Regions from separate parts of the Homo sapiens genome. Here region 1 is linked to region 2. Evidence: chromatin loops called from intact Hi-C (ENCODE). Cell type or tissue: Calu3. All regions are shown on one strand. Each heading gives the region's core, and the rest is flanking DNA. Links, peaks and the distances in the headings are about the cores only. Region 1 overlaps DIS3L2 (DIS3 like 3'-5' exoribonuclease 2). Region 2 has its middle 15 kb from the start of MIR1471.

Evidence for each region. Hi-C counts contacts between places; a loop is a spot of excess contacts. Peaks named below come from ENCODE experiments on the same cell type or tissue, not always from the same donor. Only the 100,000 strongest peaks of a DNase experiment are listed, where the experiment ranks them.
Region 1: a loop joins it to region 2, with 6 times the contacts of the local background. A loop is called at or near these places in 30 of 110 quality-filtered maps.

Annotation. Positions count from the first base shown.
Region 1 is chr2:232,138,513-232,147,686 of GRCh38, forward strand. The region is part of intron 8 of DIS3L2 (DIS3 like 3'-5' exoribonuclease 2); the gene reads left to right. Among named protein-coding and RNA genes, the nearest start is that of MIR562, 30 kb to the right of the region's middle. In Calu3, for the core only: a CTCF peak has its summit at 3,727 (motif pointing left); a DNase peak (open chromatin) is centred at 3,709.
Region 2 is chr2:231,902,348-231,911,521 of GRCh38, forward strand. No RefSeq gene overlaps it. Among named protein-coding and RNA genes, the nearest start is that of MIR1471, 15 kb to the left of the region's middle. RefSeq lists enhancers at 2,783-3,401, 3,402-4,019. In Calu3, for the core only: a CTCF peak has its summit at 3,910 (motif pointing right); a DNase peak (open chromatin) is centred at 3,904.

The DNA.
Region 1 (9,174 bases), core at 292-8,291, 240 kb after region 2:
TGATGAATTTCTCAAATGACGTCTGTTGTATGAGGGGTGAGGGCTGCAGCTGTTGAGTATGTTGGTGGTCGCCTTGCCATTTTGTTCTGGTTATCCGTTACTGATCTTTAAGAACTGAGGTCACTTTTTCTTAATCAGAACATGCTGTGCTATGACTGCCTAGGTTTCCTCCCTTATCTTTGCCAGGCTTTGACCAGGAGTGTGACGGTAATACCTGCTGTGGGTGCGAAAGTGTTATGGTTAGCTTCCACATAAACTATCCCTAAAAATCAAGTTTAGCTAAGGTGGCTTCCTTCTCAATTTGTTCCCAACTCCTATACCTCTCTCCTTAAAAGTATCGGACTTCCTTTGCCTATGTAATTGCTTCTAATTATTCAAGTTCAAAGTCATTTTCCTCTTCTGTAGTTACATTTAGTTCACCAGGCTGGTTTTGATCCAACTATGTGTAAAGCACTATGCTATATTATCTGAGAAATACAATGGTAAACAAGTTATGGATTCGTTACTTAAGGAACTTATAGTCTAATGCAAAAGGATTTTTGCATGTATATATCATAGCGATAATTTGATTCTAAGAAGTGTAATCCCACTTGAACTAATTTAAATAAAAGTAGAGATTAATATAAGAAGCTGGTGATTCTTTTAAAAACCAGAGCAGGAAATGGAGGAAGTCTCATGAGAAAATCAGAACTAACAAGGCAACAAAGGAACCACAGCTTCTCTTTCACCCCTGTGACTAGCCCAGCCACCACACAGTATCTTTTCTTTACCCCTTTTTGCACATGAGCTGTGTTATTCTGCTTCTCTCTGCACAGTAGTCTTCTACCTGCACAACAGCACACGTGGCCCCAAAATGGCACTGCCAGTCCTATGGCAGTTACATACTAAAGTCTAGATCATAATACAGAATTTCTATGGTGGAAAATCTTACTGGTCTAGCTTGAGGCAGGTGTTTTCCCTCGTCAGTAGTTTCAAGCAGAGGTGGGGGTCCAGAGTCCCATCCATGACTCACACCCAATTTGCAGCGCTGTGGGACTCCTGGGAAAGAGCGTGGATAAAACAGATGGCTTGAATGGCTTATCTCTTTGAGTTCTACCTACAGTACAAAACAGAATGTTCTAAGTTCTTCCATAGAATAGAATAATTTGGGGGAATTTAGAGGAGGTAGGTAAAGGGGGAAATCCAGGATCATTTCTTATAGGACAGAGGCCTCTTTGCTAAAAGATCACTCTGACTGAGAGTAAAGAATAGATGAGAAGGGACATGCCTAGTAGCAGGAGGTCATAATACACAATTGCAGTAAGACAGATGAGGTGGGAGAACCTGAAATAAAGGGTTGCAATGGAGGAAACAAAAGAAATGAAAAGATTCAGGGGAGATTAAGAAGGTAAATTCTCCCAGATGCGATGACTAATTAGAAATAGGGCATGAGGGAGAAGGATGGAATCTTGGATGAACTTTCAGGGCTCTGACTAGGGGGAGTGGGTGGATGCTGATGGCATTTAACCACAATTTACTGGGAGCCATCTCAGTTCCTTCTGTGGTCTTCACTATCGAAAATCAAACTTGCCATTTCCCAAGCTGAGTGTGTATGTTCATAGTTCCAAACTTTTGCACATTACACTTCCTTTCCTAACAGTGGCTTTCTCCTTCCTCTAGTGTTTGCTTGGTGAAATACTCAACTTTTAAACTCATTTGTCCACTCAAAAAAAAATGTTCCTTGACTCACAGGCCTCCCTTCTGGTGCTCCCATAGCTTCTATTAGTACTATTATTATATTTCTCATCTGTTTGGTTTGCAATTGCTTGTTTGTTTTACTTGGCCATGAACTCCTTTAGGACAAGGACACTTGGTGAACATTTGCTAGCTGGTCAGATGAGTAGATGGAAATGGATTGATGACCCCAATGTCTTGAGCCAGGTTGACTAGGAAGATGTTGCACCATGAATCAAGCTAGAAAACACACAAGGAGTAATTTGGAACAGAAAATGATGAGAACTAAGGTTCTATGACTTCAAAGTCCATGCTTGACAATGGCATACAACAAGTATAAAAACTCAGGTGGAGAACGCCAAATTGAGAAGGCACAGATATTTAACAGAAGGATTGAATAGAATGCACACATTAATAGAATATATGATGTTAGTAGCTTTGGAAGGATCCTTAGGTAGGACATGGAGCTTGGCCTCCCCTTTGCTGTAAGCATTGCTTCTCTGACACCCTAGTGCTGCCTTGGGGCCACCATTTAGGGGCAGCTCAAAGAGTATTACAACATTGGAGACTTCCAGTTGTTATAAAGTTATTTTCTATCTTGTTCTTAGAATTGTCATGAGAGATCTCAGTTGAACCTTGTTCACCTCTCTATACATCACATCGCCCACATTTTTATGAATCTTGTTCTGTAATGCTATCAAAACCCAAGTGAACCCTTGCTAGCTTTTAGGGATCACTGTTTTTTGTTATACATTACAACATATTTAGTACCTTTAATATTTAGTACTACACTCTAGTCCAGGATAATTAAAAAGCCACATTGGTTTCTTCGCTGGAATGATCTGCAATTACATAATCAGATTTACAGTTTTAAGAGCTTCCCAACCTCTTAAATCATCTTTCCCTTTAGAAACTCTTGCAGTGGAATTCATGCCTATATTTTCTCAGCCCTTTGGGAAATCTGGTATCCTCAGTCTAGAGTTTACAGTTCCAGCTTCTCTTTCCGGGATGTCTTGAGCGTAGAGATAGCATGGTCACTTTCTCCCAGATTTGTCATGGTTTCTTCTTGACTATTTAAGGGTAAGTCTTGAATAAAATGGAAACGTTTTACAGCAGCTACCGTGAGGAACTTAATAGTGTTTCTTGGCAACACTGAAGGCTAGCTGAAGATATGTGACATGAATCGACCTAGAGCAAATTGACACATTTATATTATTTTATCAAGCAAAGTCTGGTGGTTTTGAGGGGTGGAGGAGGAGGAGGAAAAATGAATAGGTCATTACAGGCTGAGAAGTTCTTGGTTGAACATGGGATTGCCTAGGCTTAATGGGAGGCTGTGGAAATGAGAAACAGAGAATGGGTCACAGTGCTGCTGGCTTTAATGAGTGTGAAGGACAGCAGGTTCCATTGGAGCAGATGACGGAGTGAGGTGAAAGCAGAGGAAGGGAAATTCTGACCTTAGAGGACTGTGGTAGAGATGGGAAGTAGGGGGTGGAGGTCTGTTCTGGTATCACCTTTGTCTCCTAGCTTTTCACCTTGTGGTGGTTGTTAGCCAGTCAGCAATATTTATTGACCCATGGAAGCAAATACTTTTACATTCCATTCAGTTTTGATAGATACTCAGTTTCTTACAGGGTAGATAGGAATTGAAGAGGTGGTCATTAAATTACATTAAATACATTGAATTGTAATTAGTAGGAAAATTAAACCATGACTAGATTGATAGAAAAAACAAACAGAAGAAATTAGTTTGTTTCATTGAAGCATAGGCTCCAAGATTAGCAAACTGAAAAATAACTGTATCCAATCTTTCCCTTTGCAAAAGGAATATTTCACCTTTTTGAGAGCATGTTCTTTAAAGATAGCTCTGAGGGAGAAACCAAGTTATATAATGCTATGGACTCGCATTACCAGATCTATAGAGTTTGTATGTTCTTTTCAAGGGGTATGGACCTGGCCGGCTAGGAGGCAAAAAGCAAATCAGGCTGAGGAGGGGGCTCTTTTTTTGTGACTGTTGGGCTCCACCTGGTGGCCTGTAAGGATCAGCTTTGGAAAAAGCTGTGTCTTCAACACTGAGAAAATCCTGGTCAAGGCAGAGCAAAAGTTAAAGGAATGGAGGAGAATGATCCTGATCCAGGCTTAGGTTACCAAATTGTTCCTTTCCTTGATGAGCACTGCATGCAGTTTTGGCACTTCTTCCAAAGTCGCCATCTTCAACTGCAATTTCTAGTGCACCTTCTTGAAAATATTATGATGTTAGAGGACCTTAGATAACCATCAACCTCCTCTTATACTCATTAAATCCTTTCAGCTTCCTCTTTGCTTTCTTCATATCAACACCAATTCACTCTTAAATTTCAAGACCTTTTCTTAAATAACTCAGTATTGTTGACTCTTACTTCTTTTCTCCATGCTTTTATCTATTTTCACTGATAAAAACACCGTTCCTGAAGTCCCTATTCCTTAAGTGCTACTTTCTGCTGTGTCATAGTACTGAGCCATAAGAAGCGAAAATAACTCGTTCCCTCTCCTGATTATAGAAAATAATACATAAAATATACAGCCAAAGACAAGTGTATTTGCCACACTTCGTTTTTACTTTGTATTGTTGGAAGTTTGGGCCCTCGGTATAGTTGATGTTTGATTGTTCCCCACTTGTACATTCTCAGGGCTGTGATGCCATTATATCTGTTTGCATGGAGTTTCCAACATTGGACCAACATGTATGAGAGCATGTATTTAAGAGTAGTAATACGATAGTGGTAATCACTGCAAGAGTGCATGACTGTCTTCTAAATATCGTCTAGTTGTAAGACTAGGAGTTTATAAGAATATTTAGTAGAGGAAAGATGATGAATGGCTGAGAACACTAATCTTGACTATTTAATGTTCCTGTTTTCTTTAAGGCAAAGAGGCCAATTTGAAGGACTTTCTTGTTATATTTTTTTCTGTCTGTAGCTGGTCCCTTTCCTCAGTACGTTTTTAATAGGCATATCACCCAGGATAGTAGATCTGATGCTTATTTATATAGAATGTTTATATGTTTCCCAAGGCCCCCACCTATCATATGTAGGAAGTTGGGAATATTGTTGCAGTGCCATTCAGATTAATTTTACAGTAGGACTCAGTTGGAATGTCATTCTTTGTGAATGGCAGCAGTATTCATGGAGGAGCTCTAGTGAAGAAAAATTGAAGTGGTGATCATTATAAATAACTCTATGGAGGAAAACTTTCTCTCTTACAACTATTATTGAAATATCAAATTAACAAACATTTCTAAATTTTATTTTTTCCAAATACATACATATTGAATATTTACTGTTAAATTTATTCAAATGTGTACTATTGAAAATGAAAATTTCCCAGAGTTTCACCCCCGGAAACGATCACTATTAAGGTTTTGGTATACATTTGACTAAAATATTGTTTTAAAAATATTTATCAACTTTAATTACAAAGCATATTTCACAGGAAAAAGAATATATGTAACACTTCTATAATTTTTGAAACCTAATACTAAAACCAACCCATGAACTCATGAACCAGATTAAGAAGTATAACATCACCAATACTGTTCAAGTTCCCTGTCTGTTCTCCTGTATCCTAAACCATAATTTTTTCCCCAGAGGTAACCACCATCTCAAATATACTAATGAAAATGTATTTAAAAAAAAATTTACCCATATTTATAACCCTAAATGTTATTTTGTTTTGCTTGTTTTTGAACCTTTACAAAATACCGTGTTATATATATTCTTCTATCATTTGCCTTTTTTCATTTAACATGTTTCTAAAATATACTCACATATTTCACTCATTTTAGTCGATAATATTTCCATTTTCTGAAATATACCATAATTTAGCAATGTACATTTGGGTTGAACAGAGGATTTTGCTCCTGAAAACGTTCCAGTGCTCATTAACTAAAGTTTTTCTAGACTCTACTTAAAAAGGAAATTACTGAATCATACATAGGTACATGTTTAACTTTACAACTTTCTAGCCAAACCATTCCCAAAGTGATTGTACCCATTTTTAGTCCTGCCAGCAGTGTGTATGCAGTTCCATTGCTCCACATTCTTATTTACACTTGTTAGACTCATTTTTGCCAGCCAGGTGGGTAAAAATAGTGATAATCGTTGGGTGATTTTTGTTATTTTTTTCCTAATTACTGATGAGGTTGAACATCTTTCCATATACTCATGGTCATGTTTCCTCTTCTAGACAGTGTTTTCATGTTTTTACCCATTTTTTTAACAGTTAATTTTTTATTTAGATAATTTTGATTACAGAAATTGCAAAAATGGAACAGAGAGTTCCTGTATATCTTTTAACCTATCTTCTCCTTATGTTTACATCTTACATGACCATGGAATACTTATCAGAAGTAAGCAGTTAATCTTGGTATGATACCAAGTATAGGTCTTACTCAGATTTTATCACTATTTCCACTAACATTCTCTTTCAGTTGCAGAATCTGGGTCCAGAATCCCGTAATACAGTTAGCTGTGTCTCTGTAGTCTCTCCAATTTGTGACATTTCTTACTCTTTACTTGTCCTTCACGAACTTTACACTTTTAAAGAGTACTGGCCAGTGATTTTGTAAAACGTTTCTCAGTTTGTGTTTGTCTAATGTTCTCTCATGATTAGATCAAGATTAGACATTATTGGGAAAGATACCACAGAGGTGATGTGCATCTTATCGGGGGCACATAATGTCAGTAAGTAATACTGGTGATGTTCACCTTGATCACCTGGTTAAGGAGGCATCTGCCATGATTCCTAACTTACTACTTTTTTCCCTTGTAATTATTATACTGTATTTTTGGAAAGATTTTTTGAGTCTGTGTAATATTCTGTTTCTGCTTAATTTCACCCATTCATTTTAGCATACATTGGTGCTTTTACCCATTTTTAATTGGGCTGTTTGTCATTTGATTTTTTTGGAGTTAAAAATACATATTCCAGAAAGTAATCTTTTTAGCAGTCACTGATATGGAAATTATCTTCTCTCCAGTTTGTGAGTTGTCTTTTCCTGTTATTAATGGTATCTTCTGAAGAATAGATGTTTGAAGTTGTCTTTTTTGTTTGCTGCCAGCATGTAGAATTACAGTTAATTTTTATACATTATCCTATATCCAGCCATCTTGCCATATCCCCTTATTCATTTCAGTACTTGAGATGTAATTTCCTTTGGCTCTTCTATGTAGATAATCACATCATTGGTAAGTAATGAGAGTTTTATTTCTTCCATTCTAATCTGTATGACTTTTATTTCTTTTTCTTATCTTGAATTGGCAACTCACAATTGGAGAGGAGGTATTTCCCACACAGTAACTGATAAAAGTTCAGTTTTGAATAAAAGCAATAGTAGCAGGCATTTTTTTTAATTCCTGATTTTTTGATGTGTTAATAAGTTTGCTAATGTGGCAGCTAATTATGGTAGGACTGGATAATTTACTGAAGTACTTATCTTTGAGTTTTATTTGTTTTTGCCATCCTCTGTTTTCTTAGCTTTCCTTTGGCATTTCAAGGAAGAATAGTATGCCTCTCTAATAGGTACAAAGCATTAATTTGTTTATTTACATATTCAGTCACCAACATGTGTTGGACACCAAAGGCATACAAGTCTCAGTGGTACACAGAAATAAAGAAATGTTTATTCTTTTTATGGATGATCCCCCCCATCTATTGATAAGGAAGAGGCATACCTAAAGCACCATGACACAGCTAGAAAGTGGCACATGCAAGAAAGAGGATATAACCAAAGGATAGGGACAGTACTGATGAGGCAGATCCACTCTAGGAGACAGGGATGGCTTCCTGGCCTTGCTGCTATATTCCATGAAGATGAAATGATCTGGGTATATGCTTTGTGGGCCTAGTTCAACATGGAAGTTATAAAGGGAGCACCTTTAGGATAGAATTATGTTGCCTAAGGAAGGGCCATTTATGGTATTCTTATGCTCTAGAACCCAGCAGTTCCATGTCAGTGTGTAGTGAATACCTCTACAAGATCTATGATGCCAACAGTACTAAGATTTTATTTTTGGTAGTAAGAGCTTTACATTTTCTGTTGCAGAGTGAATGGAGGGAAAGGGAAGTTTGCTTCTCATGGATGATCTTTTTAAATAGTTTGTAGTAGGATGCTTTTAGCAGCAAATTATAAAAATGCCTGACTCAGAGTGACTTAATAAGAGAAAATATTATCTCATATAGTGGGAATTCAAAGGTTGTGCAGCTGCAGACCCAGTAAAGTCAGTGACTGGATGATGTTATCAGGTTGCCTTTTGCTGTCCTCAGCAATCCAGTGGTGGTTTCTCTATGGTTGTGAAGATGGCTGCCAGTATGATTAGGCTACCTGCTTTCTTGATGACATGTGACACAAAAAGGGAGACCCTGTCTGCCAACAATGCTATTGACTACAGTCACCAGGGGAGGCCATACACTGAATTTATTAGAATAATTAGTATCTGTCACTGGAGCTGAAGGTGAGATGTGTTTCCTGTATGAAAACTAGATTTTTGTGAGGAAGGAGGAAGACAGAAGTGAATGTTGGGTAGCAAACCAATATTGGGCACTCTAGTTTTTGTTATAATTATTTTTTGTATAATTTTTAAATTAAAAAACCTCCAACTTTGTGATATTAAAGGAAGCTTAGAAAATAGATTAAAAAGTCACTCAGAATCCTCTCTCAAATAATTAACACCATTTGTCCCTTTCAGCATTTTCATAAATGTTTTTACTTAGTTAAATCATACTCTACATACATCTTCAAAATTCTTTTTGTGAAATACATAAAAAATTGAAAAATATGACATGGTTTAGTTTATCATTTATCTGTTGCTTGACATCTAAATTACTTTTACTCCTTTTCTGCTCCAAGATTTTTAAAATAAACTTAATTTTAATTAATTAATTAATAAATAGGAATGGGGTCTTGCTGTGTTGTCCAAACAGGTCTTGAACTCCTGGGCTCAAGTGATCCTCCCACCTCAGCCTCCCAAAGTGCTGGGATTACAGGCGTGAGCTAGCATGTCCGGCCCATAAAAATAAACTTTATGTTTCAGAACAGATTTAGATTTACAGAAAATTGTCAAGATAGTACAGTTCTCACCTGCCCCTTCTCTCCTCCTCCAAAACTAGTTTTTTTCTCTTAACCAATATTGATACATTATTAATGGAGGTCCGTACTTTCTTCAAACTTTCTTGTTTTTAAAAATCTAATGTCCTTTATCTATTCCAGGATCTCATATTACATTTAGTTGTCTTGTCTCTTTAGATTCCTCTTGACTATGAGAGCTTCTAAGTTATTTTTGAAGGACATATTTTAATGCAGAATAGGATGAAATGTGGTTTTTAAGAGAATCACCAGATATTTTGACATAACATTGAATCATAGTTGTCCTAAAGCAGCTGTTATCTTTTCAGACAGTAAGCAGAAGACAGAAACTACTTAGA
Region 2 (9,174 bases), core at 611-8,610:
CACTGTCCTCTCTGGACAGCCAGGCTGTCGTGGCATATGAATTTCCCACTGTGGCTCTAACAAGTTACCAAAATGTCGTGGCTTTGAACCACACAGATTTATCTCACAGTTCTCGCGGATGAGAGGTCCAACATGGGTTTCATGGGCAAAATTAAAGCGTTGTTAAGGCTGCGCTCCCTTCTGGAAGCTCCAGGAGAAAATCTGCTTCCTTGCCTTTTCCAGCTCCTGCGGCCGCCCACATTTTCGTTGACTTGGGTCCCCTTCTTCCGTCTTCAAAACCAGCAGCATTGCATCTCCTGCCTTTTTTCTGCAGCCACTTTTTCCTCTGATGGACTCATCTGGCTCCCTCTTCCACTTTTAAGGACGCTTGTGATGACATCAGGCCCCACCAGACTACCTGGCATCATTTCCCCACCCCAGGGTCTGTATCCATAACTCACTCTTGCAGGCCTTTTGCCATGTCACGTGACACATTCACAGACTCTAGGACTAGGGCGTGAGCTTCTTTGGGGACTCAATGTTCTGCCTGTCACACATTGTGAGACTGCTGAGCCAATCCGGCAAATGATGGAAGGACCTGGAATTATTGATAACCAGCCTCCACTCCATCCCCAACAGCCAGCTGCCCTTGGGACCCACATCTTGCTGAGGGCCTGGGATTGATTGCACTTAGCATGGATGTTACTCCTTGGCTTCCAGGCCCCAGAGTTCTTTTCTTCTTTTTCTTTTTTTTCTTTTTTTTTTTTTTTGAGATGGAATCTTGCTCTGTCGCCCAGGCAGGAGTGCGGTGGTGCCATCTCGGCTCACTGCAACCTCTGTCTCCCGGGTTCAAGTGATTCTTCTGCCTCAGCCTCCTGAGCAGCTGGGATTACAGGTGCCTGCCACTGCGCCCAACTGATTTTTTTTTTATTTTTAGTAGAGACAGGGTTTCACCATGTTGACCACACTGGTCTCAAACTCCTGACTTCAAGTGATCCACCTGCCTCGGCCTCCCAAAGTGCTGAGATTACAGGTGTGAGCCACCACACCTGGCCTCCAGAGTTCTTCTAAGCAGATCTTATAGTTACCCAGGATCCAGGGGACAGGCAAGGCCTGACTTCTTCGTGGCCCAGCCTGGCCTGAAGGGGAGAATGTGGGTTTCCACTACTGAACAGGGGCATGTGGGCATTTGGGCAAGGTCAGCACCTGCCTTTTCACGTGCTCTCCAGCAAGGTGTCTGTGGACACGAGCCATGTGCATGGGGAGGCCTTGGCTGTGGGGGGAGCTGGGCCTTATGGGCAGGGATGCTTGGCAGAGATGACCAGTGCTTCACCCGTACGTCCAGGAGGAGGCCATGTCTTAGCCCACTTTGTGCTGCTGTAACAAAATGCCAGAGCCTGGGTAATTTATAAAGAACAGAAATTTATTTTCTCAGAGTTCTGGAGGTTGAGAAGTTCAAGAGTGAGTTGCCAGCAAGTCCATTGTCTGGTGAGGGTCTGCTCTCTGCTTCCAACATGGCGCCTTGAATGCTGCATCCTCTAGAGGGAGGAGCGCTCTGTCCTCACATGGCAGAAGCTGGAAGGGCAAAATGAAACCAAACTCCCTTCTTGATGAGGGAGTCAATGGCACCATCAAGCCCTTTTAGAATGGCATTAATCTATTCATGAGTGCAGAGCCCTCATGACCTAAACATTTCCCATATTCCAACACTGTTGCTTTGGGGATTGAGTTTCCAACACACATTTGGGGGACATATTCAGACCATAGCAGGCTGGAACCTTCAAGCATCCAGGAGGGAAGGCTCCTCGCTGGGACTGAGAACAGGATGTCAGCCTGGGGCTGGGTGCAGCCTGCAGGGCCCAAGGATGCCCAGCAGGTGCATGCACTTTTACGACCCAGCCGCCTGCCGGCCCAGAGCTCTTCCTTGCCCCAGTCAGGGCCCAGCCGTCACTAGCAGGAGGCCGTCTCCAGGGCGTTGGCCAGAGCAGAGTTCTCTCACCTCCCCAGCCTCGGCGGAGGAGGAGAAAGTGGCTGTGGCCTCCTGTGGAAGGGGTGGCGATAAGGGACTTTGGCAGTTCCAGGAACTTTGGCCACCTTGAGGCCTTCTAGGAGCCCTGTCTTCTGGGGGGTGGTATACCCCACCAGCACCTGCAGTGCTGGGGTCACTGTGCGCTGGTCAGGTGGCCTGACTGAGGCGCTGCCCCATCTCCAATGTCCCCACCACAATACCTGGCTGCAGGAAGCGCAGTGCAGCTGTGTGCAGAGCCCAGGTGGTTTCTGTCTACCCTGGTGGGGGTGGAGCCAGGCATGGACACTGCTGCAGCCCTGGGAGCCAGGTTCTGGGGCAGTCATATTCCGGTCCCCATCCAGCCCTGGGACACTCACTTTGTCTGCTCAGCCTCGTTTAGGATGAAGCCCATCAAAGGCCTTCATGTTGGGGGTGAGGGGTGTTCATCACAGAACCCGTGTACTACAGTTGACTGCCCAAGGGGTGGGTCCTTGACCCCAGCTAGGCCAACTGGGTCCTCCCCTGGGTTTGTTTTGTTTTGTTTTGTTTTTTTAAGTCTGGAGTGCCTTTCCCCCTTCACTCACTTTCTGATCTACATCCTGGGAGGTGAGAGGCATCATGGTTTTAACTGATCTGAGAGAATGTGGCTGACCCTTGCTCCCTAAGCCAGAGAGTTGGTGCAGACGAAGTCCCTGTGGCCTTGGTGATGCTGATTCCAAGCCCCTGCCACCCCCAAAGGCACTTTTCTCCCAGTGCCTGAGGGCCTGGCTTCTTTCAGCAGAGCCATGGGAGTTGAGCGTCTCATTTGTGCGCCCCACCCTGCCCCCTCAGCAGACAGGCAGGGCTGGGCTGGGCCCAGGCCAGACTCTCCTCTCCCAGGAGCTCTTTGAGGAGCAGCAGGGTGCAGCCAAGAGCGAGCACCTGGGGTTGGCAAGAGGAGACGGGTCTGGAGTCCCCTGGGCAGAGGGAGAGTCCAGCTTCTGGGGAGAAGTGGATCCTCCAGGGTCTAGGGCTGTGTCTGGGGAGCCAGCTCCACAGGGAGTCTGGGCACAACCTGGTGTGGTCTTTGGAACAGCAGGGCCTTGGACAGAAAGCTGTGAAAAAGGCAAAGAGGGGCCCACGATCCAAAGCACCAGTCCATCTTTGCCAACAGTGGTCTGTGCCTGCCTCTTGGAAAGGCCCGTGGTAACAGTTCTCCAACAAGAATCATGTCCTTTGGGTGTTTTGCTTTGCTTTTAAAAAATTTATAACCACATTGCAAACATTTGGAAGATTGAAAACCAACAAAAAAATCGCCAGCAGCCACTGTTCAAGTGTAGAAAAATGCTTGTTTTAGTTAATTTTCTAGCCGGTGTGGTGGCTCATGCCTGTAATCCCAGCACTTTGGGAGGCCGAGGCAGGCAGATCACCTGAGGTCAGGAGTTTGAGAACAGCCTGGCCAACATGGTGAAACCCTGTCTGTACTAAAAATTCAAAAATTAGCCGAGGATCGTGGTGGTGCGCGCCTGTAATCCCAGCTACTCCGGAGGCTGAGGCACGAGAATCACTTGAACACGGGAGGCGGAGGTTGCAGTGAGCCGAAATTGTGCCACTGCACTCCAGCCTGGGTGACAGAGTGAGACTCCATTTCAAAAAAAAAAGGAAAAAATGTTCTAGCATGCAGTCTAGTACTGTGATAGAAGCAGGTTTGGGCTAGGTAACCTAAACCAGTGATTCTCAAGTGCAGTCCCAGGAACAGCAGCAGCACCTGGAAACTTGTTAGAAATGCCAGTTCTCAGGTCCTACCTCCGACCTTCCAAATTAGAACTGAGGGTGAGTTTCAGCAAGTTGTGTTTTAACAGATCTGAATATGTTCTAGTTTGGGAGCGACTGACTCAACACTTTGTAATTTCATGCAGTCCTACTGCTTCACCACCAGAGGGCACCAGGAGGCTGTGGTTTTCCCCTTAAAATTGCCAGCTTTTAGATTCTCAGTGTCGGCCACAGATACTATTCAGACCTCACTGGACTTTAAAAAATAAAGAATGACGGACGATATGTTGAGAATTATTGGCTAACCTTAAATACCACCATGTTTGGACCAAATTGAACTGTCATTGTGGTTAGTCCTTGCCCAACTGCAGAGCCAGTGTCTTTTGGTGGTGGTGGAACGCATTTGGTGGTACTTCTTTTGTTCAGAACATAAAGAAATGTAAAAGCATTGGGGTCAGAAACAAAGACAGACTCCTATTAAAAGTCTGAATTCTTTATGGCTGGGCATGGTGGCTCACGCCTGTAATCCCAGCACTTTGGGAGGCCAAGGCGGGTGGATCCCCTGAGATCAGGAGTTCGAGACCAGCCTGGCCAACATGGTGAAATCTCTATTAAAAATACAAAAAATTAGGCAGGCATGGTGGCAGTCACCTGTAATCCCAGCTCCTCGGGAGGCTGAGGCAGGAGAATCGCTTGAACCTGGGAGGTGGATGTTGCAGTGAGCTGAGATCACACCATTGCACTCCAGCCTGAGCAACAAGAGGGAAACTTTGTCTCAAAAAAAGAAAAAAGTTCTGTATTCTATATGGCCAGGTGCGATGGCTCATACCTGCAATCCTAGCACTTTGGGAGGCCATGGTGGGTGCATCGCTTCAGCCCAGAAGTTTGAGACCAGCCTGGGCAACATGGCAAAACCCTGTCTCTACAAAAAAAAAAAAAATTAGCAGGGTGTAGTGTCACGTGCCTGTAGTCCCAGCTACTCGGGAGGCTGAGGTGGGAGGATGGGTTGAGGCTTCAATGAGCTGAGATGGTGCCACTGCACTCCAGTCTGGGCGACAGAGTGAGATCCTGTCTAAAAAAAAAAAAAAAACAAGTTCTATGAAAGGCAGAATACAGTTCCACTGTGGCCACGCCTGTAATCCCAATACTATGGGAGGCTGAGGCAGGCGGATCATGAGGTCAAGAGATCAAGACCATCCTGGCCAATATCGTGAAACTCCGTCTCTACTAAAAATACAAAAATTAGCTGGGCGTGGTAGCACGCTTGTAGTCCCAGCTACTCAGGAGGCTGAGGCAGGAGAATTGCTTGAACCCAGGAGGCAGAGGTTGCAGTGAGCTAAGATCGCGCCACTGCACTCCAGCCTGGCGATGGAGCGAGACTCTGTCTCAAAAAAAAAAAAGAGACTTATGATAGATGCGGTTGTTTGCCTCTCCTCCCACACCTGCTTCAAACAGTGTTTGGGTGCTGCATTAGCACCCAGTGGCCTTAGAAAGTGCCTTCAGAACAGTGGGCTCCAGGCAGGGAAGGCTCTCTTGGAGGTGGTCTTTGGGCCTCCTCAAGCTTCCCAGGGGTCTAGGAATGACCTGTGTGATCTAGCTTCCTGCCACTTCCTGGAGCATTTGACTTTCTTCTTCATGGCCCCCAGCGCCCTTTTCTGAGAACACCACTGACCTCAGCAGTTTCTCTGAGTGGTTTGCGAAGCCCCGAGGCATGTGTGCCAAGGACCTCCCTGAGATGCCTGAGCTGCTCTTCCCACTCACAGAGCTTTGTGGGGGTTTTAATACAATAAGCCATCAAAAGTATAGATTAGACTTTTTTAGCACTGCGTAAAAGACACTTCCATTAAACTCCATGGTTTTTTTTTTTTTTTTTTTTTTTTTTTTTTTGCTTTATTGGAACTGTGCCGTTATCCAAAACTCAGCCATAGACATGACGATTTATTCATTTGACAAACACTGAAATTTTTGGCGGGGTGGGGAACGAAGTCTGGGCTCTGTCACCTAGACTGGACTGCAGTGGTGCAATCATGGCTCACTGCAAGCTTGACCTGCTGGGCTCAAGCGATCCTTTCCCCCTGCCTCAGTCTCCCAAGTAGCTGGGACTACAGGCCTGCACCACCACGGCCAGCTAATTTTTAAATTTTTTGTAGAGACAAGTTCTCCCTATGTTGCCCAGGCTGGTCTTGAAATCCTGGGCTCAAGCAATTGGCCTACCTCGGCCTCCCAAAGTGTTAGAATTATAGGCATGAGCCACCATGCCCAGCCAACAAGCATTTATTGAGCATTTAAAGTGTTCTAGGGGTCAGGCTGTGCCTCATGCCTATAATCCCAGCACTTTGGGAGGCTGAGGCAGGCGGATCACCTGAGGTCAGGAGTTCAAGACCACCCTGGCCAACATGGCGAAACCCTGTCTCTACTAAAAATACAAAAATTAGCCGGAGGTGGTGGTGGGCGCCTGTAATCCCAGCTACTTGGGAGGCTGAGGCATGAGAATCACTTGAGCCCGGGAGGCGGAGCTTGCAGTGAACTGAGATTGTACACCACTACATTACAGCCTGGGCAACAGAGCGAGACTTCATCTCAAAAAAAAAAAAAGTGTTCTAGGGTATAGACACTGGACTTGCAGTGGGAACAAAACAAAATTCCACCCCATGGAATTTACATTCTGATGGGAAAGATGAGCAATAAACAAATAAGCACAGAATATGACGTCAGAAGGAAAAGAAAGCAGAGTGGGGAGTACCAGGGCGTGGGCAGCGGGGAGAAGGCTTTCCAGATAAGATATTGGAAAAGGCCTAACTGGGGGATTGGCTTTGGAGCGGAGATCTGAATGAAAAAGTAAGTGAATGCATCCTGAGAATGTCTAGGGAAACGGCTGTCCAGGCAGAGAGAACATCAAGTGCAAAGGCCCTGCGGTAGGACTCATCCCTTAGGCTTGCAGAGAGGGGAGTAGGACTGGAAGCAAGGAGATTCCCCTTCCATGCCCGGGCATCTCTTTCAGTTGCCCAGGCATGAGATGGAGGTGGCTGGAGCAGGGTGGGAGCAGAGGAGGGGCAAGATGTGGCTGGATCCAGGATGAGCTTGGAGGGTGGGGTGCCCAGCATCCATGTCTGCATTATGTGAGTTACAACCTCTCTAGATATGGGTGGCTTCACGTATTCTCTTTAAAATTCTCTTTCGGTGATATATATTATTGAAAAGATGATCACCTAGGAAAGACCGTAGCTTCCTATTCACCCTGTATCCAGTATACTTTGCTGGAGAAGCCCACGCATGTTATGCAAGTACTATTTTATTTTATTTTATTTTTTAGAGTCTTGCTCTGCCACCCAGGTTGGAGTGCAGTGGTGCGATCTCAGCTCACTCCAACCTCTGCCTCCCAGGTTCAGCCTCCCAAGTAGCTGAGACGACAGGCATGCACCACCATGCCTGGCTAATTTTTGAATTTTTAGTAGAGACGGGGTTTCACCATGTTGGCCAGGCTGGTCTTGAACCCCTGATGTCAAGTGATCCTCCCACCTCAGCCTCCCAAATCCATGTGCATCCTATCATTGGTCTTGCCACTTATTAAGTATTCACTGTGCCAGCAGCAAAGACCTTTTCACAGCATCCGGCATCTGGTTCCCCACCCCCACCCTCAGCCCTCTGAATTAGGTATTATTCCCATTTGACAGATAAGAAACTGCGGCTCAGAGGGGCCAAGATGTTTGTCTAACCACATGTATTCTAAGATGTTTGTCTTCAGGCCTAACGGTCAGAGAGACCTTCTCATTACAGGAAGGGACCACAAGGGGAATTGTTGCCAGAGGACGGATGTGGCGGCCTAGGGGAAATGGGCTTTGCAGGATCATAAAGGAAGCCTTAAAACTTTGATAATGACAACAACAGAAATTGAGCAGCCATTTCTGTGGCTTTTTTTTTTCTTTGAGACAGAGTCTCCCTCTGTTGCCCAGGCTGGAGTGCAGTGGCGCAATCTCAGCTCACTGCAAGCTCTGCCTCCCGGGTTCAAATGATTCTCCTGCTTCAGCCTCCCTGGTAGCTGGGATTACAGACATGCACCACAATGCACGGCTCATTTTTGTACTTTCAGTAGAGATAGGGTTTCGCCATGTTGGCCAGGCTGGTATCGAACTCCTGATCTCAGGTGATCTGCCTGCCTCAGCCTCCCAAAGTGCTGGGGTTACAGGAGTGAGCCACCACGCCCAGCCCTGAGCAGCCATTTCTGTGGCTTTTGGACGTGAAGATGTGCAGGGAGGAAAGCCTGTGTGGGAAGGAGCGCTTCCTGCGGGGGCGGGGGAGGTCTCTCCTTCTTCATGTGCCTGCCACTCCCTTAGAAGAGACCTCTCTTGGGCAGTGTCTTGGAAGGTAGGGTGGCCAGCATCCATCAAGGGACAGAAGCTAATGTCCCCAGGCCAGCCACATTGGTTTGACTTGCTGATAACAGAATGTGGTCCTCTGTGCCTTCTGCAAAGAGCCCTCCAGCAAACTTCTGCCAGCACCTGGGACATTCCAGGAACTGGGCTAGATGTCGGGAACACCAAAACAAGAAAGGCCCCATTCCTGCCCTTGAGGGAGTTGCAGCCACCTTTGGGGTATAGCAGAGCATCTTGGCTCTGCCCAAATGGGACCGCTTTTATGGACCAGGGAGTTCACGGCTCTTCGTAGGCATTGACAAGCACAAGGACCCGTGTTGCTTGGCTGGTGGAGGTGGAGAGTTTGCGGGGTGTGTTGGGTAGGGAATGAGAACACTGTGAAGACAGAAATAAGCATTTGAAGAGGAAGGAGGGAGTGGCTTGGGGTCATCTGCCACCCTCCGCCTCTGCCCCTCCCCACCCACCTGTATTGACTTCATGCTTGAAGGCCAAGCAGCTGGTGGCAGTAGCCCATGCGGCAGCTCATGTGATACAAAGACCACAGATTCAGCCCAGCAGCACCACTTAGACAGTGTGAGACTCAGAATCCTCCCCCACTGCAGCCCCAGAGCTGGGCACCCCGGGAGCTCAGGAGGACCCAGTGCAGGGCAGCATCCCTGGGGGGAATTGCCAGCATGCAGGGTCCAGGGTCGTCTCTGAGGGCTGTGAGCTGTGGACTATCAACCTGAAGGAAAAGGGAAGAAAGCAAATGGGCTTGTCATGTTCACAGGTGAGGTGTCTCTGGCATTTCCCTGAAGCCATGGAGGTGACTGTGAGGAGGCGGCACAGTCCTCCAGGCTGTTGTGATTTGGGTATCACTGTTCCTGGGACTGAGATTTTGCTTGCAGTTTGGGAAACCCAGGCACTTGGGTGGCAGAGGTGCATGACCTGGTCTCATAGTGACCACAGCTCTCTACCTGTCAGGCTTAGAGTGAGGATACGGGTCATCTCATGCCATCCTTGTAGCAGCCCCCACGAGGTAGTACTATGATTGCTTCCAGTTTACAGAAGCTGAGGTTACAC